Linked DNA regions of Mus musculus: all the other regions are linked to region 2. The links are chromatin loops, found by intact Hi-C in ENCODE. Cell type or tissue: heart. All regions are shown on one strand. Links, peaks and the distances in the headings refer to the core of each region. The heading gives the core; the rest is flanking DNA. Region 1 holds the start of Asb1 (ankyrin repeat and SOCS box-containing 1). Region 2 holds the start of Ndufa10 (NADH:ubiquinone oxidoreductase subunit A10). Region 3 holds the start of Cops9 (COP9 signalosome subunit 9).

Region 1 (10,258 bases), core at 2,125-7,124, 930 kb before region 2:
GCTCTGGGATTTGGGTACCAATATCTGTGGAACAAGCTGGGGCTGGCAAAGATGATTCTGGGCAGAGTGAAAACTAAAGAATCTTTCTGCTCCCACCAAGGATGGAGAAGAGGGGATAAGGTTTGCCTTGGAACAGGTACCCCCAACAATGCCCAGGGCTCAGGACCAGGAGAGATGTCCATTTTGGGCCCTCATTGACTTAGTGTGCTACCCAGTTCTCAAAGGTAGCTGCATGTGGAGGGTCAGCACACCTGATGTGTTGGGGGTGGGGGGCACAGCATCATCGTACCCTATATGCAGCTGGGGACTCAGCCTTGTAACGCCATATCCCTGCTGTGTTTTGGGACAGGCCTCTAGCTGCTTACAGTGGGATAAGAGGTGTCTTGGCCTTCCAGGGTAGGGTCTCTCCTCTCCTCCTCCCTCCCCTCCCCTCCCCCTCCTTTCCCTTCCCCTCCCCTCTCCCCTTCCCTTTCTGAGAGAGAGGGTTTCTTTTTGTAGCCCCAACTGTCCTAGAACTCTCTCTGTCCATCAGGCTGGCCTCAAACTTGGAGATCTGCCTGCCTCTGCCTCCGGAGAACTGGGATTAAAGGCATGCACCACTGCTTTGGGTAGGTCTTTTAAGCTCAGAAAACCTGGGAGAAATGGGACTCTCCAGGAGAGACATGTGGGGCTGGGTGGTCCTTGAGAAAAGGCCTGACCTAGCTAGCTTCAGGTCTTGGGTACAGCTATAGCACTGACCAGGCTTCTGCCTTTAGGGCAGTGATACAGTGTGGGCCAGTGAGAACATGACCCTCCACCTGTCTTTTTCCAGACTCCGAGGATGCTGCCGTGTGGTTTTGGGGATGGGAGACCACATTCCCTTCATGAACCAAGGGCAGCTTTACTCTTTACAGGAGCAGATCCACCTGCAGTAGCTTCCCAGGTGCTGGGAAAGTATACAACCACAGCTGGCAGGGAGGTTGCAGAGGCAGATGACTAGTGTGACGGTGTAGAAGGCAGGCTCTCCTCAAGCCCTGCCACCTCCATGCAAAGGCTGCAAAGAAACAGGGCAGCACCTGGGCTCCCCGGGACTAGGGAAGGTGGCACAGCTAAAGCTGGCTGTGTGCTGCAGGCACCAGAAACTGACAGCCTGACTCAGGTGAGACTCTCCTGATCAAAATCTCTTTATTTAAATTTTTTTTATACAATGTATTTTGATCATATTTTCTCTTCCCCAACTCTTTCCAGGTCCCCTCCCAGTCACCCAACTTCATGTTCTCTTCCTCCCTCCCCCTCCCCTTCCCTTCCCTCCCCGTCTTTCTTTCACCAAAAGTCAAAACAACAACAAAAAAGTACACAAAACATATAGTTCAGAATCTCTTTACAAACAAAACAACAAAAACCCCAAATTGTGCTGAGAATAGTGAATGGCTCACTCCTTTAATCCCAGCACTTGGAAGGCAGAGGCAGGCTGATGATCTCTTCATTGGGGTGAAAGAACCACAACGTGGGGGAGTGAGGACTCCCCCCACGTTCTGACTCAGGAGAGGCGACACCCCAAAATCACCCACAAGAAACGGGTCTTGCTGCAAATTGCAAGAGGATTTTTATTTAAGAGCGCTCTCTGGCCCATGGTCATACACCACGCAGGGGTAGAGGACCGTGGCTCCCCGAGTAGCTGGGTAAGGGGGTATTTAAAGGAAGAAACCACAACTTAAGGAAGTGGGGAGGGCGTTGTTGAAAGATACCGAAGATACCAGTTAAGAGTCACAAGGAAGTGTAAAGTTACAAGAGTCACAAGGAATACCTGGTAATTGTTAACTCTCAAGACGCTTCTAAGAGCCCCTAACAATAGCACATTTGCATTGCAGGTTCTGGGTGACTTTCTTTGAATGAGCACTCTTTGAACCCAGGAAGCGGGTGGATGGAGGAATGTCGCTATTTGTTTTATGATTAGCATACCTTTACAAAGGCCACATTCCCAACTGGGCCTAAAGGCCTAGAATTCTGTTTTTACGTTGTTATACTTTCAGGGGCTAGCCTGATCTACACAATAGGTTCTGGAACACTCAGAGCTACACAGTGAGATCTTGTCTCGAAAAAAAAAATTGATAAAATATAAAATTAGCCATCTTAACTTTATAATTTAGCCACTTTAAATTTATAGTTATGACTATAAGTAAACACAGTATAACCAACCCCAAATCTTTTCATCTTTCCAAACTCATGTTGTCCCATTAAAATACTAACTTCTGGGGCTGGAGAGATGATGCACGGTGGAGCACGGGCGGAGCAGGGTTCAGTTCCCAGCACCCAGCACCCAGCGGTAGCCTCCCCCAGCCTGAAGCGGGCTGGTACAGACCTTGTCACCACTGAGGTGCGGCCACCTGCGGGGCAGCTTTCTGACTTGGCTGGCTCCTTTTGAAGTGACAACTTCCCTGCTCTTTCTTCTGCTACCTGCCGAGAGGCTGAACCTGTCTTCCTGAGACATTCCTGAATGTCTGGGTGACAATCTGAACAGCCTGGCGACCAAGTGCTGACAAAATGGTTCTAGGCACCAAGAATGGCCTGGGGGGGGGGGGGTGGAGGTGGGGGTGGGGATGGGCCTTCCCCCTTTATAAGCACACTCTCTTAGTAAACTAGTGGGCCTTGATCAGAGAAAAATTGTCTTGGCTTCGTTATTCCTTTCTTGCAGTCTAAGTCTCTTTCAGCCCCAGCCTGCCTTCCAGAAATACCCGGTTCATGTAGGCTGAGGGCCGGCTTACTCCACCCAGCACCAGCTCACCACTGCGTGTCAGTCCAACTCCAGGCTATCTAATCCCTCTTCTGTCCTCTGAAGACACCAGCACACACATGGTGCTCCCAGCACGCACGCACGCGCGCGCGCGCACGCACACACACACACACACACACACACACACACACACACACACACACACACACACACACACACTTTAAATAAATATAAAAATAATTCTGCCAGCTGTGGTTGTATACTTTCCCAGCACCTGGGAAGCTACTGCAGGTGGATCTCAATGAGTTAAGGCAAGACTCATTTACATATCAGCTCTGGGCCAGCCAAGGGCTAGTAAGATCTTGTCTCCATTTGCCCTACCCCACCCCCAAACCCCTTTTAAAAAGTATTCACTTCCTATTCCTCCTGAGATAGAATAGAAAGGCAAATCATGGAGGTATGAGGAGGAAGAGGAGCCCTTTACCTTTACTGAGGAATTTGGTTGAAGCCTCTTGCCAACAGAGAAGCAGGAATTCCAGCACAATTAACTGCTTAAAGCTTTCCTCCCTCCGCACTTATGCACCTGCAATTTTCCAGGACTCTCACTAGAAACTTTTACAGGAAATGGACATGCACAAAACTCATGCAATCAGTGGCTCCTGGCTTTATCAGATTATAATTCCATCCAAGGTATGTCTGAAGCCACCCCATAATCTCATAGACACACACACAAACACGAGAGAGAGAGAGAGAGAGAGAGAGAGAGAGAGAGAGAGAGAGAGAGAGAGAGAGTGTTAGTTTCTGAGTACTCTTGAGATCTAAGTTGAGAGCCATCAAAATGGTGTATATAGTAGCTAGTGCTAAGGATTGTGACTCCCTTGAGGAGCTATACTTGGGTGTGTCTTCCATAGTACCTCTCTTCTAAGTCTTTAGGTTAAAGTCTAATGTTAAAGTATTTTAAATAAAACCTCAACATTGCTTCCATTAGTCTTAACAAATTTTTTTTTTCCCGAGCCAAAGCAGTAAGTCCAGTTTTGCTTGAGTTTTGGTCTCAACGAAGTTCTCAGGCTAGGGTGACAGCCTGGAGTTTTATCTCTGTCCCCTCACCCGTGACACTCCCTTTTCTGGAAGCAAACTGACACCTACTATTCCACTCTGTTTCCGAAGCTGATTCCTTTAGTGACCTATGTGTGGAAGAGTGCATTATTTGTTCGTTATTGCTGGCTTATTTCACTGAGCAGAGATCCTCCAGGGTTGGCCATGTTGTAACCTGGGGCAGAGGCTTTTTAAAGGATATATGGATGGCCACGACACCACATTTTGATGCGCATTTGGGTGGTTTTACCCTTGAGGTATCCCAGCCAGGGATGTGCAGCCGTGGAGCAGAGCCATAAGGCTGAGCCACCTCTGGCTCTTTGCCTTGCAGCGTCATTGGTGTCACCTGTCCCTCGTGCCAACGGTGTTATCAAGACCAAACACCACTGCAGGAATCTCCCCGCTCCCCTCAAAACCCTCAGAGCCCGTGGCTCTGTTCCAGGATGCCTCACACAGCTCCACAGACCTGTGCAACTGAGCCAGTCTGGGCACGAGGATTTGTTGGGCACCTATAGTCGCTAGCTCCCAGCTGGTGTGCCATGACCACACAAAGATGCAGACAAGTCACAGCCGCGGTGTTGGAGACTGTGGCCTTGCCTCCATCTCACAGGACAGCGGGGCGCTTCTGTCTCCTTAAGGCGCGGTCTCCCCCCGGTCCACTGGGGTCCTCCCCCTGCAAGGTACCTTCCCTAAGTTGTGTAGAGGAGAATGAAAGGACCCGACAGCGTCCATGCTTAAGAACTGTTCGTAACGCAACGCACACAGTGTGACCGATGTAAAATCGGGAGTGCTTGAGGGAAAGCCACTCTGTCAACACGCCTTGACCAAGTTACAGACACTATTGGCTCCATGGAGACATTCTGGGCTGCCTTCGTCTAACACAACTTTGCAAGTCACCGACTCGGAAGGCACCGTTTGGAGTCTCGTAGAAAGGACAGCAGCGCAGCCCCACGTCACTCAACACCCTTCAGCCGCTGCGATAGCGGACCACAGTCCACTGGGCCGTAACGGTCCCGCCCACGTCCCGCCCTCCAGTGGGCGGGAACAGAATCGACCAACCAGGAGTTCCTGAGGCATGCAAATAAGCCTCCGCCCCCAGAGGAAAGGCGTTTCCCCAGAAGCTGCTGCTGTTGCCTCGGGAGACGCAGTTTGGTCAACCCCGCTAATCAGCAATCAAGTCCGTTAGCCAGGCCGGAAGTGGAGACCCCAGCACCCTCCGTCCGGAGCAGGAAGTACGAAAAGGAGGCTCATACTCCCCGGAAGCCGAGCCCTGGACACGCCCACCTGCCGGAAACGCCGGCGGTGCTTCTCTGACAGCGTTGCTCTCTGACAGGATTGCTGCGGAGGTGGACAGGCGGCGGGGTCAGGGCGGAGGCTGAGGACCAAGTAGGCATGGCGGAGGGCGGGACCGGCCCCGATGGACGGGCCGGCCCGGGACCCGCAGGTAACGTGCGCGGCTAGGGGTAGTAGGGAGCGGGGTTGCGTCTTGGGGTCAGAGTGTCCCTTGGGCGTCCGGGACTCGGGTCCTCGGTCCTCGCAGGCCAGATCCGAGGAATCGCGCCCGGGGTCAGTAAGTGTGGACGTTAGGCTCCGCGCGGCCCTAGGCGCGCGCCCCCGCTCCTGCCTGGCCTCTCGTGGACATCCCTCCCACGGAGGTTTCTTTCTGGTGGAGCTAGCCTTGTAACTGCCACCCTGTTAGCCCATCCCCGTCAGCGATGACCCTGGCTGGACCATGGGGTTCGGATCTTCTTCCAGGTATGAGCTCACTGGTCAGTAAGGGCCCTCAGAGGTCAGCCTTCGTGCGGACAGGTTCCCTTTCCCCATCCCGCCAGCCAGTCAGCGCAGTAGCTACTGGACAAACGTCCTCCGCCCCACCTCCACCCACCTTAACGACAGTGCTGTCCCCAGAGAGCTTGCTAGTGCCACAACTCTTACAGGGGCGCTTGACCCACCTGCAGAAAAAGGGTGACACTTGCCACCTGCCTTAAAGCTGCTCCACTTTGCAGTGCTGCTACAATGGAACTAACAATTCCCAGGAGAGTTTCCTGGTACGGCGTCCACCTTGGGGTCTTTCTGAACCTGCTGGTAGGTGTTTGGTAGGTGTGCTTCTGCACCCATCTCTGATTTTAGAGTTCACTGAGCTCTCTTCTGTATGCAGAAAATCTGAGAAAGCCACAATGTTGGTACAGTCTCTTGTCATTCCTCCCTCCATCAATTCAACAAACTTTGTGGATGATGTCCTATTGGCCTGACTCACCTGGGGCTATCGGGGTGACATGAAAAAGCAAGGCAAGGCCTCTACCACCAAGAGCTTTGGTTGTCATTGAATTTGATCTCAGGGACAGACAAGATCTTTGAGTGGATTGACCTGTCATGCAGGAATGAGAAATGGGAGAGAGGTGGTTGGTCAAAGGGTAGCTATTTCTTAAGGTACAGAATAGTCCTGTGGAAGAAAAAGTGGTTTTGCACCCCACCCCGACCCCAGTGTTGTTTTAGTGTCTGTTCTGTTTGTGTGTTTCCAGCTTGGGTAGAGGCACAGGTCTTCAGTGGGTAGTTGGATTAGATGATCAGAGAAGTCCGAAATTGAAATGGCTTTCGGCTCTAGAACTGGAGGAGATTCTGAAGGTCTGTTGGCCTGGGCTGGGAGTGTAGAGGAGAGGTGAGCTAAGGGGGTCCAGAGACTTTCCGAAGTCCTCTGGTGCCAGCCATTTTCCTAACAGTTACCCGGTACATCTGAATCCTCCCCAACTCTGGCTTTAAATTTTTATACTGTGCTGTAGTTACAGTGATGAAAGGAGGACCTGGAAGCGCCTTACAGATCCATTTCCAGGCTAGATAGATGCCTGCCTGTTGGTCTGCTGTGCACCAGAGTGAACCGAATAGGTTTTTGTGAACCTTGTGCTGCCTTGGTCTCAGCCCAGTCAATGGACTTTCAGGCCGCAGAGGGCAAGGATACTTAGTCGTCACCACCGTGTACCTATAGGAGAATCTGTAGGGGCTCAACGGATATTGTATTCAAATATGGAAACACATCAGCGACTAGAAAAAGCCTGCCTGTGAAGGGATATGTTTGGTAACATGCTAGGACATCCCCACAGGGTGGGAGACTTGAATCCAAGCAGTTAGAATTTGTGCTGTCTTTATTCACCTGTTGGTGCAATGCTTTTAATAAAGCTTTTCAGTCTCCTGGAGTTAGTTTGGGCTGTGATGTGAGCAAAGATGTATTTCCAAGTAGGTGATTAATTGTTCAACTACTTTCCACTGGCTGTATGTCTCACTCTGATTTTATGCCTGCTTATTACAGTTGAGCTGTTTATATTAAGATTAAAGTCTTCCTGGAGAATTGATTCTGCTTTTTGTTTTTGTTTTCTTTCTAGTCTGGTGAGAGTTTTGTTATCTAGTATGGTAGGGTTCCTTCCACCTGTTATTCTTACTAAAACAGCAACAAAAGCTATTTTCCCTTATGTATATCTACAAATACAAGTTTGAAATCATTTTGGTATATCTGATATCAAATTTCTGAAGAAACTGGATACATTATATTTATAGGGAACCCTGAGAATTTCTCTAATATTGAATCTCATCCTAGTACATGATACAGTCTTTCTATTCACTTCTATTTTTTTTGTTGTATAGGTTGGACTTGTATTTATGCACATATATTTTAGTTTTCTATTTTATTGAGGTATGATTCTCTCTCTCTCTCTCTCTCTCTCTCTCTCTCTCTCTCTCTCGTGTGTGTGTGTGTGTGTGTGTGTGTGTGTGTATGTATGGAGCTCAGAGGTCAACATTTAGTGTTTTTCTTACTCCACCTTATTTTTGAATCAAGGCTTATGTATTTGGCTAATCTAGCTGCCAGCCTGCCCAGGGATCCATGACCCTAAGCATCCTCCAGTCTCTGCCTCTCCTACCCACGTTGGAATGGTAGGGATGTGTAACTGGTCTTGGCTTTTTATCTTTTATATGGTTGTTGGGGATCTGAGCTTCAGGGCTTATATTTGTGTGGCACACACTACCAAATGAGCCATCTCTCCAGACTCTTGAACTGTAATTTCTATACAAACAAATAAAGGTATACCTTTGAGGCTTATTCCTTGTTATTTCATTTTCACTGATACAGTAAACTCCCTGAGATAGTCTAACTATAAAGAAAAGAGATGTGTTTAGTTCACAGTCATGAACACTGTGGGGACAGTTGTACTCTGCTGAATTGTCTCTTATCAAGACACATTGTGACGATTTTACAGAGCAGTGTGGTATGGAACTCATTCACCTTCCAGGAAAACAACCCTTGCTTGGCCCTTGGCTTTTGGCTAACCAGCTATTTTTACAGTAAAGGAGATGACTACCATTCTCCTTTCAAATGCCCCAATTTAAACATCTTCTTACATACATGATATAAATTAGAGTAATTTCATGCTGGGTTTTTTTTTTTTGGCATAATATTTCAAACTTCAGTTTGTACTACTGTTATATTTTTCCTTGTTCAACAGACCATCACATTTTTTTCTTTTATTTTTTTTAGAAAAAAAAAATCTTATTGGGTTTGGTGTCAGGAATGTGCTAGTTTAAAAAGGGAAACTTTCCAGCTTTCTCTTTTAAATTATTTTCTGGGAATTTGAATGTTCTCTGTGTGGCTAGCAGGAGGGAGCCACTGGAGAAAGGCAAAGCATCCTGTTTGGTCAGCCTTGCCAGTGTTTCCGCACCCTGATAAGAGCCCCTCTCTTCAGTGCAGGTCCTAATCTGAAGGAGTGGCTGAGGGAGCAGTTCTGTGACCATCCACTGGAGCACTGTGACGATACAAGACTCCATGATGCAGCCTATGTAGGGGACCTCCAGACCCTCAGGAACCTACTGCAAGAGGAGAGCTACCGGAGGTGAGCATTGGGCCGGTAATGGGTGTTGGCCTGTGGGCCTGCAGGAGGCTGAGGCTTGTGCTTTGGATTGCAGAACAAGACTCTGATGCTGCAGGACTGCAATTTGCTTTTAGAGGAGGGACAAAAGGAGGAATTATAGGTGGCCAGATGCAGTGGGCAGGGGTTCCTGGAGCCAAGTCTGCCTGGAATTGTTCTGGTAACTTGTCCTATGTGAGCATCAGTTTCCTCAATGTTTTTTATTTTATTTTATTTTATTTTATTTTATTTTATTTTATTTGAAACAGGATCCCACTCTGCAGCCTTGGCTGTACCAGAACTCATTATGTATACCAGGCTGACCTCAAAGTCATAGAGATCTTCCTGCCTCTGTCTCCTGAATGCTAGGATTAAAGATGTGCTCTACCATGCCTGGCTATTTTATTTATTTTAATTGTGTGTATATGAGGTGTGGGGTGGGTATCAGCATGTGAATATAGGCAACAGAGGCCAGAAGAGCTCTTCCATTTGAACTGGGGTTACAGGTGTGGTTGTGAGCCATCTGATGTGTGTGTTTGGAATTGAACTCAGGTCCTCTAGGAGGGTAGAACATGCTCTTAACCACTGAGCTATCTCTTGAGCTAGTCACTATGACTCTTTATCCTGGGTAGTTCTTTGTCTACAGCCACTTTATTGACATTCATTTTATGTTCTCTTCTTCACATCTCAGGTCTGTAGTGATCAACCATGACTTCCCACTGTAGGGATGTGGTAGCTTCCATCTCCTTTGTTTTCCTGTCCATAGCTTCTTGCTTCTTGCTTGCCAAGTCCTTCTGGTCACTGGGTCCCAACTCTTCCTGGATAGCAGAGTCTTGCCTGTGACTCCCTGTGCAGGGTGCTGGGAGAGCACCCATTATTCTCACTAGGTATTGACTGCAACTGAAGCTGGCACTTCTCTGTACTTGTGTGTTTCTCCTTTGCCCTGAGGAGTAGGACACAGTGAACTGATGGAAGTGCCTGTGGGTCTCTGCAGGAAAGAGCTCCCCTAGCCTAGTGTGACAGTTCCCAAGCAGGAGTGCAGCAGGAGATGCTCCTTTCTTAGCTTTCTAGTGACATAGTAGTGTTCCATCAGAGCACATGTCAGTATTTGATAAACAAAGCAGAGGGCTGGAGAGATGACTCAGCCCTTAAAGAGTGCTTGTTGCTCTTGCAGAGAAACCAGATTCAACTCACAGCACTCACATGAGACACTCTCTCTGCAGAGTTTCCATGCATGCAAACAAACATGCAGGCAAAACGTTCATACATGAAACAAAATGAATACATCTAATAAAGCCAAATGAACATTTAAATTTATTTAATGTGACTCAAGCCCCTAAAAGCCTTAAGCATACAGATGCAGCAGTAGATGAGTTCAGTGTAGCATATGGATATAGCAGTAGATGAGTTCAGTGTTGCTCCTATTGTGCCCCGTCCTTCTCCCAGCCCCCTCCTCTCTCTCTCTTCTCTGCTTGTTTCCTCCTCTCTTTTCCCCTCCTCTCTCCATTTTCTTACTTCTTTCTCTCGATTTGGGTTTCATGTATATTTGAAGCCCAGG
Region 2 (10,258 bases), core at 3,427-8,426:
TCAAACCTCCTTTCTCCTTCAGAGTAAAGACTTCCAAGTTTAAAACTCTCAGCTGGTAACTTCTCGCCTTTATTACCAGCATCACCAGCTCCATACAATATAACCACTCAAGATCTTTAAAAGTCCCTGCGATCTACCCTGCGAGGCTCAGGCAGAACTTTTCCCTCAGGAGAATTGGCCCCGAGGCACCACTCACCCAGAGAGAAAACTGGTTGTTCTGTAACTTCACCTAGGACCAGCTCCCCAGAGCAGCTCCCAAGAGGGAGACTCCAGACCACATAGGTTTCTAGCAATAACACTAAGACCAGAGCTTCCATCCATGAAAGGAAATACTCATTAATACAATTGGAACATCAAAACCAGACACTTCAGCATGACTTGGGGTCTGTGGACACACACCGTGTGCTCAGGAACCCAGAGTCCCAGGCAATGGGTCCCAAATTCGAGTTTGGGAAGCAGCTTTATCAGCTATCTTGAGGCCTTGCTGAAAACACATTCTTGTTCTCACAGCTCAGAATCACTGAGCCAACTTCCTAGGGGTTGAACTTCCTAGCTGAACTTGTTTCTAAACCCACCATCAACCACAAGGAAACCACTGCTACAGGAAGTAGACACAACCTTAAATATAAGCTACCCGGTCTTTCTCACACAATCTGTCCATCAATCATGGGTGGTCATACGAAGTAGACACAGCTTTACACGACAGCTACCCCTTCTCCCACACAATTCACTCATCAACCACAGGGTAGCCACTGCTCTAAGGGGTAGACACAGCCTTAAATAACGACCACATCCTTTCCCCCTCCCCACAACATACCACTGTGAATACAGTTCCTGGTACACAGCTTTGGCTACAGGTTCAGCAAGATGTCTGCTGTTCATTTTCAGGGCATTCTGGGTTCAGGGCAGGAAGGGCTGTATTCTGACCTTATCTATACACTCCGGTTCTATCATCTGCTCTCCTCTCACGTCCTAACTGCTTCCTGGTCCCTGCTGCCAGTCTTCCATTCTACACATTGCTTGCTCAAACGTTTACTTAGATAACATCTGGGGACAGTTTCTTTTAACTGAATGGGCACCAGGATCCCCACCTCTGCTACCTTTTTAAGGTTTAACTTTTAAACTGACCACTGTCCCTCCAGAAAACCCATTGGCTGTCATCCATGTCTCTCTCCATGGGACATGTAGTCCATCCTCATGACTGTGACTTCACATTTTCCCAGTCATCTGTATGCTGTCCTCCAAATACAGTGTCATACCGTCAACAAGCTGCAGAGCTCCCTGTCGTGGGCAGCAACAATAAGGCTACACTATTTTGAGCCTGCATCTACAGGGATTTTGAGGACTTACAATCTTACTGGAAACACAGAACTTACCTAAAAGTACCTATTCAGAAAACCCTCTCCTCAGAAAACCATCAAGGAGCATGCCCTCCACCCCCGACCAAGGACACAGCCATACCTGTGCTCAGCAGGTGCTCCAGGGCATCTGCATACTGAAGAAGGCGGCTGGCATACAGCCAGGACTGCAGGCGGTAGCTGTTGCCATCGTTGCTCTTGGGATCATCATAAAATTTCTCTAAACTACAGCTGCCACTAAACTCTATGTCGAGGGGCCTTCCATCGCCTGTGGTGGTGCTTGAGTACTGTATCCCTGCTTCTGGGTAGTGCTTCATGCCTATAGGGAGAAGACCTGGATGACCACTCACTCCTACTGCAAGTGTGTGCTTGGACAGAAACCCAAAGAAAACTTGAATGTTATTGTCAGGGCTGGTCATCAGAACCCAAGGGAAAGTCCCCTTTGAGCCCACACTTCATCACATACTCAAGAAGCACATTCTATGCTGTGGACAACAGCTAAAGAACATGCTTCTCCATTCTCTACAACCAAGTAGATCAGCACACCCCTTCCAACCCTCACCCCACTGCTGCAGTCCAATATTCCCAAAGGCAAGCAGGCAGATGGCTGCATGAGGAACTGAAGAGGCCAGCCTATGTCCCATCACCCCACGTGAGAGCCAATGTAGTGACAGCTCCTCTGGCAGGGCAGCTCAGAAAAGGACTCTGCCGCACTCCCAGGTAAAGTCCTATTCCAACTGGTAACTGCCAGGGATGTTTTTAATGTTCCCTTTGAAAGATTAACACCTCTCTCTGATTTGATCTGAGACAGGGTCTCCCCATGAAGCTATGGTTGGCCGAGTACTCACTACATAGCTCAAGCTTGCCTCAATCTCATGGCAATCCTCTTGCTGTAGCCTCGTAAACACTAAGATTATAAGCATATACTCAACAAGCAATTAAAAATATAAAAGACCTACCTTAGGCCTAAATCTACCTAGTCAATAGCCAAGCAAATTCTAGCTGGGATAAGCAGCCACATGCCTGACAGGCCAGGGCCACTCTGCCCGGTGCATACCTAGTTGCTGTGCGATCTCCTTTGCGAGCTTGTTTTTCCCAGAGCATATGTTCCCATCTACTGTTATCACTCGGCTGTACTCATGCAGCTTTTTGGTTGTCTTATCACCAAGAATGGCGGCCAAAAGCCCATACCTCAGCTTGCAGTGCACACTGGTATGAATTCGTCCCTGAAAAACACAACAGCACATCACCACTGTGGTTACTGCAGGCATTAGCAGCTATTATATAAAACACTAAGAGGCACCTCTTGTTTAATGACCTGACTCCCTTCTTCCTCGGTGTGAGCTCTCTGAGAACTGGCTGTTCACCTCCTTAGGTCTCAGAACAGACTAAGAAACAAGGATGCTTGTTATGTTAATGAAAACTGGATGGATGGATAGACAGATGAACAGATGGACAGAAGGATGGATATGCACAAATAGCAGCAGGGAGGGGGACCTGACAGAATAAAGTATCTCTCTGATCTAGGCTTTTACCTTCTGCCTGTTACTAATTCCCTTACCTCCAAGAGACTTTAAGCACGAGAAAGCTAGAAAACTTAAGCTTAAGTAGAGTTTCCATGCTCTAGCGCCGAGAATGATGCCTGCAACAGTGGGAACTGGCCACTATCCACAAACAGAGCTATATAAGCATGATTTTTGCCTTTCTTTAATTCTGTAATCACCCACAGAAGCTGAATGCCCAGGCTCTGTGGAGAAGCATCATCTCCCTCTCCTGCTGCACGGATGCAAGGTCCTCCTCACACCCCTCATCCACAGGCAAGGGACGTCCTCATCAGCAGTCTCCCAGTCTACTCCTCAAACTGAAGCTAAAATAATCCACTCTCCCCAAATAAAATCACCAAGCTGGGGACAGTGGAGGATATATAATTGAAAGGTGAATAATTGAAAGGGCAGCAAATTTTAAAATAAGCAAACAGATCTTACAAAGATCACACAGGCAGCATGTAGGTGCCTAAGATGCCCCCTTGGGAACCAGGAGATGTGCTGTGTGTGTGTGTATGCTCACTGGATGCTCATAAATGCAAATGACTTCCAGCACCCACGTCAGCACCCATACAGCAGGATGCTCTGTACTGCTAAGGAGTGCAAATGGGATGGTCGGTAGAAGACAGATGGTTATAAAACTACAGCCTCACTAACAAACCAGCAAACACATCACCCAATGATAGGAAACATTCCCACAAGAAATTTGCATGCATACTTTTTTTTTTTTTTTTTTGGTTTTTCGAGACAGGGTTTCTCTGTGTAGTCCTGGCTGTCCTCGAACTTACTCTGTAGACCAGGCTGGCCTCGAACTCAGAAATCCACCTGCCTCTGCCTCCCAAGTGCTGGGATTAAAGGTGTGTGCCACCATGCCCGGCTTTGCATGAATACTTAAATCAGCTTTTTCACAATTGCCTTATGGGGAAACTACCAAGATGATCTTCAATAGGTAAATGGATAAATGGCAGTATAACCAAACTATGGAATTAAAGGGAATGACTAAAAAGGCCATAAAGACACAGTGAGTCTTCCCCCACCCCTGCTGTTTTTGGGGGCTGGATTTGAGACAAGAGTCTTGCTATGTAGCCCTGGCTGGTCTGGAACTCCCTGTATACCAGGCTGTCCGAGAATTCATAGATCTGCCTGTCTCATGTTGGGATTAAAGGTGTGCACCACAACATCTGGCTTAAGAAATATTGTCTAGATTGTGTACGTGTGTGTGTGTGTGTGTGTGTGTGTGTGTTAAAAGAGAAACAAGTACTCTTAACAGCTGTGCAGCCCCACAAATAAATTCTAAGTGTAACTGTCAAAGTCTATGTAAAAAAAGAAAGCACTGTGTCAGGTAATATGTGTGACTGATTACACGAGTCTAGCATAGGCAAAATGACAAAAATCATCAAAAGCACAGTGGCTGTCAGGAGTTGACAGGGTGGGAAATAAATGAATATTAAGGACAATAGATTTTTTTTTTTTTAGGGCTGTGAACTACTCTGTGTGTATTGTAAAGTCCAAAATATAATATTGCTCATTGTGCAAAACAATAAAACTTCACAGCATAAAGAATGAACTCAATGCATGAAAAGCTTAGGGTGGAACGGGGTGTGACTGAACTTCCGACATGTGAATATATGAAACGACTTCACTGAAGAGGGTGATGTGAAGATACAGGGGAAGGAGTGTGGTCTCTGAGGGTCAAGGTCAAGAGTGGATTGTGAATATGCTCTGTGCTCTTGCTGCTGTGCTCCACTGCGATCCTAATAGGCTTAAGCTGACAGTGCTAATTCATAGTGGGGCTTAGGCTGACAGTGCCGATCCAGGCTCACATTCACACACACCTCGTCTCTCTCTGGTTCACATCTATACCTCTTTCACACACAGATCACTCCTGTTCAAAATAAAAATCCTTAGCATGACTGTCAACCCCTTTCCGATTTACCACCTATGTAGTTCTAGCTACTATAAAGCAAAGAAGTTATGATGCCGTCATAAGACGTGTCCTGTTTCCAGCCACGGTCCCCTAAGCACCTACTGTCACCCATTATTCTGCATGCACCCTAAAAGGTCCTAATCCTCCCCAATCTACCCCAAATCTCTGTTGCTGCTCCACATCACGTCACCCCAGAGTCTACAAGGCGTTCCACAAAGCAGTTTCTGAACCGATGAGCATGCGGGCCCAGGCTCCGGAGCTCCGGCATCTCGGCTCTCCGTATGCAGCCGGGAAAGTGAGTCCCGCTGCACCGGTGCTGTGAGCGGAGGCCTCAGGAGCTCGCGGCTCACGGGTCTGACAGACGCCGCCGGAGCGTCAGGGCTCGGAGCCGACAGGCCGAGATCCAAGCAAGGAGAGCCACCCGCCGCTCACCACGCGCTGGGCTCCGGCCGCGAGGCCGCGCGCGGGAGCCGACGCCGGGACGAGTCTCAGCAACCTCAAGGCCATGACTTCGCCGTCTGCGCCGGCTCAAGGACCAGAGGGACATGAACGCGACGGGGTCCTAGCTCGTCCGCGGCGCGCTGCCATGACGTCACCACTGAGTGTTCGCGGCGCCTGTCGAAAAAAGAAAATATTCCGGAACTGGGACGGGGCGGGGCCAGAGGGAAGGGGCGGAGCTTAGGCTTGTCGACGCTCTAGTTGCTTGAGCTTAGATTGTTTGGGCGAGGAGCGCGCCTAGATCCTAGACAAGTTATAGTATGAAAGTGGCAAAGGGCTAGAAGTCCTGCCTGGGCCTTGAGGCTCCCAGCTTTGAGCTCGGGTTCTCGCAGATGCTTGAGTTGTGTGACAAAAGTGTGACCCCCCACTCCCAGGTGTTCTGTGGGGTGAATCCTCTCGCTCCCCAGAATCTGTGCTGTCTCCCTGCTCCACGCCCAAACGTAGACCCACTTTCTGTTTGAGTTCTGTAGGGAGGATCCGCTCCCCGCCCTTCTGGTCGCTGAGGAGAGAGTCCATTCCCCATCTGAGTTCTAGGGGCGTCACATTCTCCCTGCCTAGGTTTCTGAGAGAAGGACCTGTCATCAGCTTGAGCCCTGTGGGGGCAACCAATTCACGACCTAGCAGTTCTGAGCTTTTGTAGTGCTAAGAGCTGAGGTGGCCACAGACCTGGCACCACCATATATCTCCAGTGCAGATCACCCTGCCTCATTTCCACAGCTGCCGACTTTATAGTCACCTCCTGGAAAGCTCTTCAGCTCCAAGAGCCTCTGAGGTGGAAGAGTGCAGTGCGCAGAAGCCAGGAAAGTGCTGATAGGGAGAGGATCCCCAAGACAATGAGGAGTTCTGGGTTGGGTTTGGACCACTTTCCATGTAGTTAACACAAAACCTCCCCCGCATTTCTGGATTTCTAGAAAGTCCTGTATCCTTACAGTACATTGAATACGGGAAGGGGAAACCTCTCCTCATTTCTTTTGAATCCTGATCATTATCTCATTTCCCTACTCCCCTCCAGTGTAATTCAAAAATCACTCAACCCCAAAAGAGAAATTTCCCAAGCACGTATGTTTTACTGAAGAATTTTACTTTATACATAAATATATGATACTAAATATGTACAGTCTCCTCCAGAAAACAGAAGCGATAATGCTTACTATCGCATGTTATGCTGCCATAACTGTCAAAGACAGTACAAAAATGTAAGACCTCCATATATCAGTATCTCAGCAAATTGAATCCAGCAACACATGAAATGAGTGGTGCACCACAAGCAATGGGATGTCATCCTAAAATCAACTGATATAAAAAACAAACTAACCAAAATAATTATGTGTGATCAGATTGCTTGGTTCAGGGAAAGCATTTGACAAAATTCAATATTCATTTAAAATAAAAGAACACATATGCTCCAACAAAGGCTACAGGGTGGCTGCTTCATCTTCATAAAGTATGCCCACAAAATCCTAAAGCTAACATCATATGAATAGAGAAAGAATGGGATAAGAGCACTGACTGCTCTTCCAAAGGTCCTGAGTTCAAATCCCAGCAACCACATGATGGTTTACAACCATCCGTAATGACATCTGACGCCCTCTACTGGTGTGTCTGAAGACACCTACAGTGTACTTACATATAAATAATAAATAAATATATATATATATAAAAAGCAAGGGGCCTGCTTTCCTCACAAGTACTCAACAAAGGAACCCCTAACCCACATAATAAGTACAAAAGATAGAAGAAGAATACATACAGGAAAAAAAGAGATACAATTATTTGTAGATTATATTATTTTTACTCAGAAAATCCAAAGGAGTTGACCAAAAAAAGCTTCTAGAATAAATAGCAAGTTCAGCCAGGTTATTCAATCCAAAAGGCAAACACAAACAAACAAAATAAAAAAGAGAAACACACACACACACACACACACACACACACACACACAGAGAGAGAGAGAGAGAGAGAGAGAGAGAGAGAGAGAGAATTACACAGTATTCTGTATGCTAACAGCATAGAAGTCAAAGCTGAATAGCAGATGGAATTCAATTTATATTTGGTCTAAGTAAACTTGTAATACTTGCATTTAAACATGACATATCTGTAGGAGGCAACACTTTAAACACTGATATAAGAAAACAAAGAAGAGTTTAATATATGTATATATAAAATCACAGATCAGAAGAAGAAACAGGCAATGTCAAGTCTTCTAAGTCTAATGGAGTTCCAACTAAAACCTCCACAAGGATGTTTTAATGGTCAGAGACAAGTTTTATTAAGTTGCAGAAATGTGAAGATGCTAGAATAGCCACAATGAATTTAAAAAGAAGAATAAAGTCAGAGGAGTTACTCTTCTGTTAATGAGCTTTATTATATGTTGATACAAAGCAAGAACATGTAGTAGTCAGGAGGGCTGTGGTGTTCATCCACAAATGAATCAGCACAAATGTTCTCAGCTGTTTCTACAACGGTGCAAACACAGTCCCATGGCAGGCAGTGCGAGAGCCATTGGCTAGCTGTGGAGAAGCAAATGAACCTTCAATAACCTTACCACAAGAAACAACAACAAAGCCTCCAACAACAGCAAAACCAAGCTTAGCATCACAAAATGGATCCTGTATTTGAATATAATATTCAAAACTACTAAGCTTTTAGGAAAAAAATAGGAGAAACATTTTGTGCCTAGGAGTAGGGGAATATTTTTAACTTGGTATCAGAAGCATCATTCAGAAAGAAAGAAAGAAAGAAAGAAAGAAAGAAAGAAAGAAAGAAAGAAAGAAAGAAAGAAAGGAAGAAAGGAAGAAGGAAAGAAAGGAAAGAAAGAAAAGAAAGAAAGAAAGTTAGTTAACTAGACTTATCAAACTCAGAAGATCCTGCTCTGGAAGAGACATTATTAAGAGGTTGAAAAGACTAACTGCAGGTGGAGAAAATATTTACAAAATAATATTTGATAACAGACCAGAGTCTAGAATACATAAACAGCTTTCTTAAATTCAGTTTGAAATAGTCCAGGGTTGGGCATGGTGGCTGGCACACTCCAAAAGTCAAGTGATGTGCTTCCATTTGTATTATATTGTGTGTTGAAATAAAATTACAGGAAGAACCAGTTAGGTGCTTCTGGAGGACACAGTATGAGGATGTGGGTGTAAGTCAGCAACACCAGACATCTTCCAGTGATGGAAATGTTCTGTTCCCCTGACTACACTGTGTCCACAACTGTCACAACTGTGCACATTCTGTGACACATGAATCTGTGTAGCTGATGGAACTTGAACAAGTGCAGCAGGGTGTGCCAGAGTCAATGCCCTGCCACTGAGCTGTACCTTCGTCATGCAGGACAACACTAGTGGGAAGACAAGGCCAGGGATACTCGGGACTACTACCTGGCATGCTTCTTTGCAACTTTCTCTTAATATGCCATTATCACTAGGAGAAAATTTGAACTTTATTGAGTGTGATATAATAAAGTAATAGGATTTTAAAGTGTAAACTTAAGAGATACTTTTTGTGTTATAATTTTTAGAAATTGAAGCAAAGGAAAGAAGGACTGCCAATCAAAGCTACAAGGTAGTTTAAAGAAACTGAAACTGTACCAGAATATAAATGCTCATTATTTTCTGGCTAAAAATCTCAAAATAGTTAATATAACATTTGTCTTCAAGTTAATCTGTAGATGCAACACAATCCCATATATACATACCCACAAGCTTTTCTTTTGTTGATGTTGACAAGCAGATTCTAAGATGTGTAACTCTTCCTTTCTGGAAGACTTGGGAGAAAAAAGGCGACCTAGACTAGAAGCAGGAGAATGGAAGACATGCTAACAGACCTCATGGTACATGAAAGGGATGAAGAGGGAGAAAGAGAGAATGAGAATAGAAAAGATAGAGAAAATAAAAGCTTGAACCAAGAGGTCTTACATAAACTGATGACTTATGTCAAGCAAGTTTTTTAAGTGTAGCATCCATACTGGCTGGTTTTGTGTGTCAAATTGACACAAACAGGAGTTATCACAGAGAAAGGAGCTTCCCTTGAGGAAATGCCTCCATGAGATCCAGCTGTAAGGCATTTTCTCAATTAGTGATCAAGGGTGAGAGGGCCCATTGCAGGTGGTGCCATTCTTGGGCTGGTAGTCTTGGGTTCTATTAAAAACAAAACAAAACAAAAACAAAAACAAAAACAAGCTGAGCAACCCAGGAAAAGCAAACCAGTAAGTGACATCCCTCCATGGCCTCTACATCAGCTCCTGCTTCCTGACCTGCTTGAGTTCCAGTCCTGACTTCCTTTGGTGATAAACAGCAGTGTGGAAGTGTAAGCTGAATAAACCCTTTCCTCCCCAACCTGTTTCTTGGTCATGATGTTTGTGCAGGAATAGGAACCCTGACGAAGACAGCATCATATATACTATTTGCAAGGGACATTTAACCAAGGTCATCAGAGAGCTAAATCAGACCATGTTGTTAAGAGAACATAGGATCCTCAGACACAGCTGCTTTAGGACTGATAGCCACAGCCCAGGGAGAAGAGAAATCACTGCCCGACTCCCTCAAGGCACTGGCTTGAGTGCTTGCTAAAGTCCACTCCTTGCAGACCAGCCTTGCTAAGTCCACTCCTGGACGTGGACACAGAACTAATGTTCTCTTTGGTCTTTCATGAGAGCCTCTGATTGAATCTCTGGTCTATCTGGCTCCCAACGAGTAGACAAAAAGAGCTGGCTGGGTGAGGGGTCCAGTGATTTGATTTATGAAAAGGTGATACTTCCTAGAGCAGAGTGTGATCTTCCAAACAATGGGTGATCTCTAGAACAATTTCCCATCCGAAAAGAGGGTTCACTTTCAGATAGATTACAGATTTAAAAGACAAATGTCACAAGAGAACGTTTCCATGAGCTTAGCAGAGGCAAATGTTTCTTAAATGGAAAGTCTCTATAAGGTGAA
Region 3 (10,258 bases), core at 2,372-7,371, 170 kb after region 2:
AGAGGGAGCTTCTACAAATGGAATCAGGGCTTTTGCTGGGACAAGGTGTGGCATCTCCTCAGGACCTGGATGTGACTTGAAATCCCAAGCACCTCAGGCACGCAGTCTGGTTACATTTAGCAGGCATTTGCTGGGAGTCTACCATATGTCAGATGGCCTGATACTGAGGACAAGGGAGCAAGGTCATCCTTCAGATACAGCAGCCCCCTGACAGCACACAGCATTGGCTCTCCTCAAAGACCATCCAGCAGCTGTTTTAACAGTCTGGTTCATCAGGGAACATATTATTCACACAGAGCCTGTGGTGTACCCAAAAAACCCTGAAGTGGCTGCTTCAGGGGTTGGATGCTTCTGACACAGGGCCCATGGTGTCCCATGGTGCCTGATCCTGCTCCCTAGAGAGGGGTGTGGCTAAAGCAAGAGGCTCAGTTGCCCTGCCTGGGCTGATGCCTGCCAACTGGGGTCTGTAGGCCATGGTGGATAAAGAACAGCACAGCTCTGGAATGCCAAGCTTTGGCCTCTGGAGGACAAAGAGCCTTTGTGAGAGTTTTCTCAGCAGCCCCTCTTCTTGGCTCCCAGCAGTAATCATAGCAGTCAGGTTTCTAAAAGCAGTAAGGGCCCTTTAATAAAAACATAGCTTATGTTAGCAGAGCAACTGGCTTGGCTTTGGTTTGTCACGCAAGTGGATGCTTGCTGGATGTGCTGGCGCGCATCTTTAGTCCCAGTACTCAGGAGGCAGATCTCTGTGGGTAGGAGGCCTGCCTGCTCTACACAGCAAGTACCAGGACAGCCATGCAGACACAATGAAACCCTGTCTCAAAAACAAAACAAAGGGACTGGAGAGATGGCTCATCGGTTAAGAGCACTGAGTTCCAGAGGCCCTGAGTTCAATTCCCAGCAACCACATGGTGACTCACAACCATCTGTAATGGATCTGATGCTCTCTACTGGTGTATGTCTGAAGACAGCTACAGTATACTCACATACATAGAATAAATAAATCTTTAAAACAAAGCCAACCAAGAAACCAACAACAACAAAAAACAAAAACAAACTGAGGCGTGTCTCCCTTCCCTATACTTTCCTGCATCTTGTTAACACATTGGTCTTTCCACTGACATGACTGGTGGAAATCTACAGGCAGATGGGTGCTTTCACCCCACCCAGGAAGAAACATGAAGTCAGGGAAGGAAGATCTCTTAAGTCCTGACAGATAGACTGAGCCACCAAACAAGGTTTCCCCTCCACTTCTGTTCCAAAGGCCAAACAACCCACACAGGATTTCCCTAGCACCCTCCCCTCAGAGTCAGGGGCTGAACAAGGACATTAGCAGAAAATGCTCTCCAAGTAAATTTTGGCTGTCGCTGAGTGGGGTCACCTGCTGCTCCCGCCCCGAGGAAGAAAAGGTCTTCTCAAAGAAGGTTGGCACTTCTTCTATCTCCCACAGCAGAAGCAGCACGGCCTCTATTGGCTGGCTGTGAGACCATGTGGCCTGACAGAAGGCAGGCCAATCAGAAATGTCCCCAAGTGTCCCCCATAGGGTATAACATCCCTGAAGGTGTATCACTGAAAAGAGCAGAAGCCAGCAGGCAGGACATGAGCCAACGTTGCTTTCGCTTGGAGTTGCCCGAGAGGTCAGCAGTGAGGGGTTCCTCTTCTCCTCGGTACTGAAGGAGCTGTAAGGGTTCTGGGAAGGGGAAGATGAGCACCACAGAGAATGCACAGGCTCACAGCTCTGCAGACCACGTTGCTGATGTCGCTTGGGTTCTTAGCTCTGGTCTCTGGGCCACACCACATCCTAACGAGATTCTCTGTACAGCGAGTATTGCTGCACAGCTGACTTCCCTTCAGCTCACATCTCCCCCACCTGCTGAAGACTGAGGATCCCCAAACCAGAAGACACCTCGGACACCAGCATCCTAGTCTACCGGTAAGGAGACTAAGGCACTGGCAATTCCTGCTCCGCAGAACAGCTGTCACTGTGACAGTAATCTCAACTGTCCCTGCCATTTCTGAGCTTGGAAAAACCGTCCCCCAAAGACTCCGTACCCTCCTTTGAGACGAAGCAGACCATGCGTTTCTCATGGGAAAAGCACCTCCTTCAGAGTCTCCACCCGGGGCACCCGGAGTCCTCTGACCTGGGGTCTTGTACTAGCAGCAGCTCTGATAAAGAGGCTAGGGGGAAACCTGTCACCTACCGTGGTGTGCAGTGACTTTCCGTTCACAGGGCGAAGGTACCTTTAGTCAGGTCCTCAAAGTGCTCTGGCAGGCATGTGCACACCTGCACAACCACTGCTGACCCGGACAGTGCATCCCCAGTCACTGCACACTGAAAGCAGCATGGTGTGCTTGCTGCAGTGACATGTGTTATTCTGTGTTCACACATGGGGGATGGAGTCACAACCTGCATCTAAAAGCACAGGAATTAAAATCACCCTGCGTGTTACAGTGTTCTTTATTAACTTAAACAAGGACACGGGCTGGCATTCCCAGAGACATCAGTACCCAGTTGGTTCAGACAGTTCCTCTATTGGTTGACAAGGTCTTCATTTCTAGTGATATCAACACGGTGTCTACAATCAGCTGGTCGTGTCCCGAGAGACTCCAGACACATCACAGACATGGAGCACATAGGACCGGGCGGCCTCACTGGACATCATCATCATCAAAAAGGTCTTCAAAATCTATGGAAACAAATCACAATGAAGCGCTGTTGGGTACAGGACAAGCAAGTGAGAAAGCTGGAAAGGCAGAGTGGTAAACGGTGTAGCCTGGCAAAGGGCTCCCCAGGAGGTTTAGCTTTAGCCAGCTGGAGGGAGCGGACAGAACTCTGGGGGATGGACAGCACTGCCCCAGTGTAGTCTAGTTCAGAGGCGATCTTTATAAAGCATGGGGGTGCTGTGGACACACGGACAAGCACCTTGCAGCCTGGCGGCCATACTGAGTGTGAGGACAGCCAGCAGTGCCACGCCTGCACCAGGAGGGTGGAAGTGTGGGGAACAGTGGCCGGACTGAGCCCAAGATGACTACCTTAGCGAGCCTGGGCAAGCCAGGCTCCAGATACACAGCTACAGCCTGCTCCAGTCAGAGTGTATTTACAGTCAGCATGCAAACATGCCACTGGTGCCCACAGCCATGGCCACCCGCTCTTCTGGTCACACATCTTCCACGTTTCCATCTACTGGGCAGGGCCACTTTGAGGCTAGGAACGGCGTCAAGCTCACCCATGTGTGCAGAGCTCATCTGCTTGGAAAGCCAGCCTCCAGTGTTCCTGCACTAGACCTTTCTGGGTAAAGGCAGTGTCTCTAGTACAGCTTTGGCCACGCAGGAGACTGCTCCACCCTCCCCGCCTCCTGACGCCTGTGATTCCTGCCCTGACTCCATTCCTGTGACCCAGAGAAGCCTCCCTAGGAGAGTCCTCGGGATACAATACCACCCAGCTTATCCAGGCTCTCAGCGGCCTGCCTGCAGTCTTGTCTAGATCTCTCACTACTTATAAACTGCACATAGGGGAAGAGAGAGAGTCAGGTCCACAGTAGGACCCAGTGCTCACCAGGCAACAGCTGCAGAACCCATCTGTCTAGGGAACCGACAAGGCCTTGGTGGAAGCCAAAAGTCTCAAGGGCTTCTCACAATGAATGGTTTCATAAGCACTGGGTTTGGCACAGACTGCAGACAGCGCCCACTCTTGCTGAGCTCAGGCAGTGAGTAGGAGACAGGGAGCCTGCATGTCCCTTCCCTGCCCAGTGTGGCTCATTAGGAGACAGGTGTCTCCTGCCGTGTTACCAGTGCTCTCTGATGGTGCAAGCCAGGCCACTTGCTCCCTATAGAACCACATGCACTGAACACAGTACACAGCTGCTCTCTCAAGGACCAGGAGCTGACACCGACGAATGGGATTCTGAGGGAGTCCTAGTTCAACCCTATAAGCCCTATGCACCCCGCAGTCAGGAGCCCTGTCCTACCCTACCCCACGGTGCCATAGGCCGTGCTGGGAAGCAGTCAGGAGCCGTGACCTACTCTACCCCACGGTGCCATAGGCCGTGCTGGGAAGCAGTCAGTAGCCCTGCACCATCTACTCCCTGAACAGAATTTAGAGAAATGACTTTGAAGGTTACATTGCCCCTTCCTCTAACCCCCAGCTCTGACACCAGAAATGCAAAGTTCCCAGGAAGGAAACACCCACCCATCTGACAGATGGCCTCCCCAGTCAAGCATCAGCTACATGCCAATGAGCCCCCAAACCCATCTGGACTTGGAACTTGAGGGGAGCTCTAGTAAGTTAGAAATCAATATGGCATGGTTAGTCATGGCTCTTTGGAAAGTCATGCACTAGAGCTTTGTTGGGACGAAAAGAGAAAACCACCTCTCCCCTCCAAGTAGGGAACTTAGCCTAGATTCCCAATCGCCACTTGAACCCAATGTAAGGGTTGATCAGTAGGAACGAGGCGTTCAGAATCAGAAGGACAAGAGGGTCAAACAGGCCCTGTCACATGCCTGGTGATTTTACTGCCGGCTTTCACTGCTCAACTGGTACAACAATCTAATCAAGAATGCTCTTAGCCCTGGCCTCGCTCGCTCGGAATGAGCGGAAGCTGAGCGCAGCTGTTACCCTGCAAAGGCAGCAGTGGCCATGAGTCCAGGTAGACAAACAGGTGTGACCCAGGGAAGAAAGGGACGCACATTATCAGGAGAGACCAAAGACAGAGCCCCGCCGGCCTGTGTCTGGGAGGCAGGCCATAATCAATGTCCATTTGCACGTGCTCTTCATACCACTGCTCAAATGCAACCCTGGGTAGTAAACTGGGGAGAAGCTTACTTCCTGCTCTCCCCTCAGACAGGGCTGACAGGCAGAGCTAACTGCCAGGAACAAGGTCCGGGCCACACTGTTCCATGATCCAAATTACCCACAGCACAAAGCTGTCCACGGCAGAGGAAAGTCCTGACTAAGCCTGGCACCCACTTACCATTAAAAAAGTCTGCATGAACGGCCTTCTCATTGGCTGCCAGGTCCATCAAAAGCCCGGTGCTACCTCCAGCCTGGAGAATGAGAGGCAGGGTCATCCAGTGTATTTGTTTCCCAAAAGTAAGTGGTGGCTTTGTTACGAAACCCATCCCACCTCCCTGGAACAGGACACTGAGGGACAAGAATGTTCAAGTTGGGAGGCAGAATTTTCCAAATAGAAAAAATAGTGTGAATGGGGAAGCCAAACAAATGATTTTCAAGCTCTCTCAAGGTCCTGTGTCCCTTGAGTTTTCCTTGGCATGGCCTTGTGTGGTACTCTCTTGCCGGAGTCTTCAACCTCCTAGACAATGCCAGAGGCCACAGAAGTACATCAGCAAGCTGGATGTCTGCTCTAGAGCCCCCCTTCTTTCTGAGACCACAGCCCTTGGGAAGCTGCTCATTCCTGAACTGAGGTCTGGGGTGCTGCTGCTCTGGGGAGGATCCTCCAGGGCAGCCGCCATACCCAATCTCTCAAAGGCTTTGTGCCAGTTAGTCACCCAGAACAGTGGTAGCAGGGACCTGTGGGTGTGTCTCACAGTACAGCTGGCTTTGGCCTCCTCCTTCCTGGGCCCCATCACTCGAAGGCTGCTGGTTCAAGTTTCCCTGGAGTGTCAGGTACATGAGCATGTCCTGTACTCTCTTTTGAATCTTCCTTCTGCCTCTGCCTCTGTCTCTGCCTCTGCACACACCCCCGCCACCGCAGGAAGCCATACAGACTGCCTCTGAAGTCCTGGCTGAGCCCTCCTGCCTTCACTGCCTCAATCACAACTTCCTTAAGGCTTCCTTCTTCTTGTTTCCATTTCTCTACTATCTCTGTATAAACCGAAGCCCCAAACCCTCCAAAGGCACAACCCCCACAGGAAGTCAGGCTTCCTCACTGAGATGCCCTCAGATCACCTGCTGCAGGACTGAGGGGCTAAGGCTGAGAGCAATTGCCTCATCAGGGGAATCACAGAGCCCACTTCATTCTGCAGACGTCCTTATGCGGACCTGCTTGTTCATGCCCCTCGGTGTTCAATTATGCCCTGGCTGGTTTTGTGTGTCAGCCTGACACAAGCTAGAGTGTCATCAGAGAGGAAGGAGCTCAGTTGAGGAAATGTCTCCACAAGATCCAGCTGTAAGACGTTTTCTCAATTAGGGAGAGCCCAGCCCATAGTAGGTGGTGCCATCCCTGGGCTAGTGGTCCTGGGTTCTATAATAAAACAGGCTGAGCAAGCCTCAGTGAACAAGCCCGCCAGCAAGCAGCACCCCTCCATGGTCTCTGCATCAGCTCCTGCCTCCAGGTTCCTGTCCTGCCTTCCTCCAGTGATGACCTGGAAATGTAGGTCAAATAAATCCTTTCCTCCCCAACTTGCTTTTTTGGTTATGGTGTTTGTCACAGCAATAGAAACCATAAGACAAACAACAAGGCATCCCCTTCCTTTAGTGGACAAGGGAGCATCGCTCTGCTCCGCTACTATGGCTCTCGTCATCTATATCCCAAGGTCAACAGGGCACATCCTTCAATATTTGGATCAGGGCAAGCTCCTCTCTTAAGCCTCAACTGAGCCGACTAAAACCCCACGGATACGTCTGTAGGGCACCCTCACCCCACCCTACCCTTGCTTAGGATATGCAACCGGCCTCTTCGGGCCACAACTGACATCTCTCAGGTCCGGGGATACGTTCCCGCATCGCCCTACTCGCTGAGCTTTGAGGAGGAACAGGAAGCAGACATACAAGAGCTGGCTGACACTCCTGATCATAACCACCCATATCAGGGAGAGATCTGTGACCATGGTGGAAATCAAAAGCACAGGATCGCTCGAAAACTCTGTATGTGTCTACACGAAATAACCGAGTCCCAGCACCAAGCACGCAGTTACCACACACCATCCCTTACCCTTCTCTCAGAGCTTGGGGTCTTGAGGCCTGTCAGTGCGTAAGCCTCGCTCGGGCCTTCCCTCTCTGGAAGATTTATCAGGAGCCACAATCAACTGACAGCGAGCAAACCCTACTTCCTCGCTGCAGTTCACGTTAACAGTCGCGGGCCCTGCGACTGTCCCCGGCAGCTCCCGCTTCCCCAGCCTCTGAATCCCCAAAGGCCTGGGCTCCCGCGCAGGTTTGCAGGCGTGCTCCCACCCCCACGCATCGCTCCGCGCCGCCACCACCCCACCTCATCCAGGTCCACATAGGGCCCCGCGCCCTCGGGGAACATCTCATCCACTGCGGGTTTCATCTCGACAAGGCGGCGTTGCGCTCACTTCCGGCCAGCCCCTTCTACTTCCGGCGTTCTTCCGAGCACGTCTAGACCTCGGAGGACCGCGCCTCGGTGGCACTCGCTGGCCTGGCTGCAGGGCAGCTCTCTGGGAGCTAAAGAGGGCAGCGGATTAGATGACGGTCTAAGGACCAGCAACACCGCACAGCACGAGTTGTCAGCGGAGAAAGGAGACTCTCCATTTCCCAGCAGAGCTGCAGTTCAAAACCATCCGAATGGCTACTGTTTAGGATTCGCAGGCAGTAATGGATTGGCTAGAAGATGGGGGTATTGGATCCCCGGGTGCTGTTGGGGGTAACAGAAATCCAAAAGTAGTCCACGCTCAGTGATCACTCACAGGGTCACCTCGGCCAAAAGGAGGAAGCAACCCAGTGCACGCAGACAAGATGGGCTTTATCTACACGGTGAGATAGTGTGGAATCCTAAAACTAAGAAGGGATTCCTAAGCTATGGGCATGGAGGACCCTTAAGGATGTTGTTAAGTGAAACGTAAACAAACGCTGTGTACCACTCATAAGTGATCCCTAGAGCAGTCAGACTCATAAATGCAGCAGTGTTGGAGATGGTGGTTGCTCAGTGGACACAGTTTTAGATCTGCAAATCAAAAGTTCTAGAGGTGTGCGGTGGGGTTGGGGGGGAAGGTGTCCATTAAATGACTGGACTGTCCCCTGAGAGGTGGCCAGGGGGATACATGTTAGGGTGCTATATTATACCATGGTTTTTAAAGAATGAATGAAAGAAAAAAGATGGGGAAGGGACAGAGAGGTGTGGATCATTGTCAGAGAGGGCCTGAGATGCTCTGACAGACTAGAATACTCTAGTGAGTCTCCTGGATGTCCCCCTAGGATCCTCTGAGCACCTCCTGATAAAATCCAGGTTTAACAAGTATCCCTGTAGCAAGAAGCCTGAAATCCAGCTGATACCTGCCTGCTCTCCATGTCTGATAGGGCTCTTCACCCTCCACTATCCCCAGACGATGTCCTCTGGTCCTGACTTCAGCAAAGCGTCTGTGTTACCCCTGAGTTATTTCCCATCTACCCCCACCCTGCCCCTTGACTGTCAGTCCCTCTTGCTACTGTGGTTGCGCTGAGTCTCTCCAGCAGTTCAAGGCTTTTGCTCCTGTGCCTCTCCTGATGGTTTTGGATGTTTTCCCTTCCTCTGCGTTCAAAGAGTTGGAGAACTGTTGGTTGGTTGGGTGGGTGGGTGGGTTGGGTAGGATTGGGTTTTTGGTTTGGTTGGGTTTTCCTTTAACAACTTTGAGGTGTCAGGGGCTTGGTTGGGGTGCAGGCTGCTAGAGTGAAAATGGGGATCACAGGTAAGGACAGATCTAGGGAAACCTACTCAGCCAGGATATAATGGGAACTGAGCCTAGACAATCACTCCTACCCCTTAAGCCTGAGTGTACTGTGCCGGGTGTGTAAGAAATAACTGGAGAACCCCAGATGCCAGGTCAATGCCATTCTGAGATACCCACATGAAGGTCAAACTAAGGACACAGAGGCAAGCAGGCAGCCAAGGGGAGCCTCCTGTTAGTTTCTCTTCCTGCTGGTGTGCGGGGCATTTGCCGGTGTGTTCTTGGCTTGCATGTCTTGTGTATGTCAGGGAGGCCTCTTCCTGCTGGTGTGCGGGGCATTTGCCGCTGTGTTCTTGGCTTGCATGTCTTGTGTATGTCAGGGAGGCTCATCACCTGTAACACAGGCTGCCCCAGTGTTATGCCACATGCCTTCATATCCTAACGTAACCAGAGGACTGCCCAGGGAGACTCCCCTTCCCCCAACAGCCTCAGCCTGGAGTCTTCTCCTCAGATATTATAAGTGTGGGCTATGGCTCTCCCTCACAGACAGGGCTCTGGCTACTTGATTCTTGCTACTCCCAGGAACATGCTGAGTACCGAGTGTGGGTGCCAGGCCCCAATGTGACTGCAGTTCACCCGGCAGTCGAGGGAAGGCTGTCTGGCTTGCCTAACTAGGCATGTGGACTTAACAAGTGAAGCTGTCCTGGTGTCTTTCTTTCAGCTTCCTTATCTGGGGCCACCATACCCCACCCCTAGGTCATTGTGAAGATAGAATGACAAAGTGACAGCTAAGACTGAAAGGCCTGATGGACAGTGATTGATGGATAGAAATGATGTATGTCTTAATTAAAGGCATGCCCCATGCTCATCAGAATGAAGCCCAGCTAATTCACAGTGCGGCAGTATACATCGGCTCCTTGAAAGAAACCCACAGGGGCAGTGTGCAGCTTCAGAGAGAGTTTATTGCTCATGTGCTCCACTCCCCCCACCCCCCGTGTCTCTGAACTACCTTCAGCCCCGGGCAGTGCAGCCAGGGAGGCAGAAGACTAGACACTGCTCAATCCTCCTGGTAGGGAACATGGAAGCCTAGGGTGCTCCCCAGAGGAAAGTGTGCAAAGAAGGTTCTGGCCATGTCCTCGATCTGTGGGTAGGCGCCCTGGGTCTGGAAATATTGCACGTAGTTCCAGAAGTCAGAGGTGGAGAAAGGCCAGTAGGGCATAGCTGGTGGCTGTGTGTGGGGATCTGAAAGACAAGACACAGGTAGTCTCGGTGCCTGTCTCATTATCCCCGCTAGAAGAGCATCTTCTATACAGCCAGACCAAGTGGATGGTGCTTCCAGTGTCTGACACCAGGAGGACACCTTCCCAGCCAGGAGTAGAGTCTGAGTCACTCTGAATGCACCTCTTACCCGTTAGAGTACCTGCTCCCATGGAAAGAGAAGAAAAGGGAGACAGGACAAAACAAAGTGGGGCTTTGTCCTTGTCTGGAGGATGATGAGCAGAGAAGATGATGATGTGGGGGAGGGGAGAGGGGGAGTTCAGGCGACATGCCCACGAGGCTTCAGAGAACACAGCACCCACGTTCTAGAGCACAGGCTAGACCACCTCTGTGGTCTTGGGACTCCTGAGAGTACCCAGAGTCTGAGATCAAACTGAGGGTGGGACTCAAAGAGCCCATTCATTTGTCTTCTGCCCGGGTGTTC

Evidence for each region. Peaks named below come from ENCODE experiments on the same cell type or tissue, not always from the same donor. Only the 100,000 strongest peaks of a DNase experiment are listed, where the experiment ranks them.
Region 1: a loop joins it to region 2, with 2.8 times the contacts of the local background. A loop is called at or near these places in 8 of 42 quality-filtered maps.
Region 3: it touches region 2 in a loop (7-fold over the local background); 4 of 42 quality-filtered maps call a loop at or near these places.

Annotation. Positions count from the first base shown.
Region 1 is chr1:91,535,613-91,545,870 of GRCm38, forward strand. It overlaps Asb1 (ankyrin repeat and SOCS box-containing 1), which reads left to right and starts at 4,953. Exons shown (of 5, transcript NM_001039126.2): 1 at 4,953-5,252; 2 at 8,544-8,685. The coding sequence starts at 5,201. In heart, for the core only: a CTCF peak has its summit at 4,838 (motif pointing left); a DNase peak (open chromatin) is centred at 4,929; H3K4me3 peaks cover 2,614 bases; H3K27ac peaks cover 3,462 bases; H3K27me3 peaks cover 1,723 bases.
Region 2 is chr1:92,468,402-92,478,659 of GRCm38, forward strand. Ndufa10 (NADH:ubiquinone oxidoreductase subunit A10) reads right to left here and starts at 5,357. Exons shown (of 10, transcript NM_024197.1): 1 at 5,262-5,357; 2 at 2,416-2,584; 3 at 1,462-1,677. The coding sequence starts at 5,336. In heart, for the core only: no CTCF peak of the experiment used is centred there; a DNase peak (open chromatin) is centred at 5,440; H3K4me3 peaks cover 2,065 bases; H3K27ac peaks cover 1,610 bases; H3K27me3 peaks cover 120 bases.
Region 3 is chr1:92,634,720-92,644,977 of GRCm38, forward strand. Cops9 (COP9 signalosome subunit 9) reads right to left here and starts at 7,266. Exons shown (of 3, transcript NM_001163425.1): 1 at 7,161-7,266; 2 at 4,968-5,040; 3 at 2,426-2,684. The coding sequence starts at 7,223. The coding sequence ends at 2,647. It overlaps Otos (otospiralin), which reads right to left. Exons shown (of 5, transcript NM_153114.2): 5 at 9,499-9,798. The coding sequence ends at 9,614. In heart, for the core only: no CTCF peak of the experiment used is centred there; a DNase peak (open chromatin) is centred at 7,272; H3K4me3 peaks cover 1,922 bases; H3K27ac peaks cover 1,005 bases.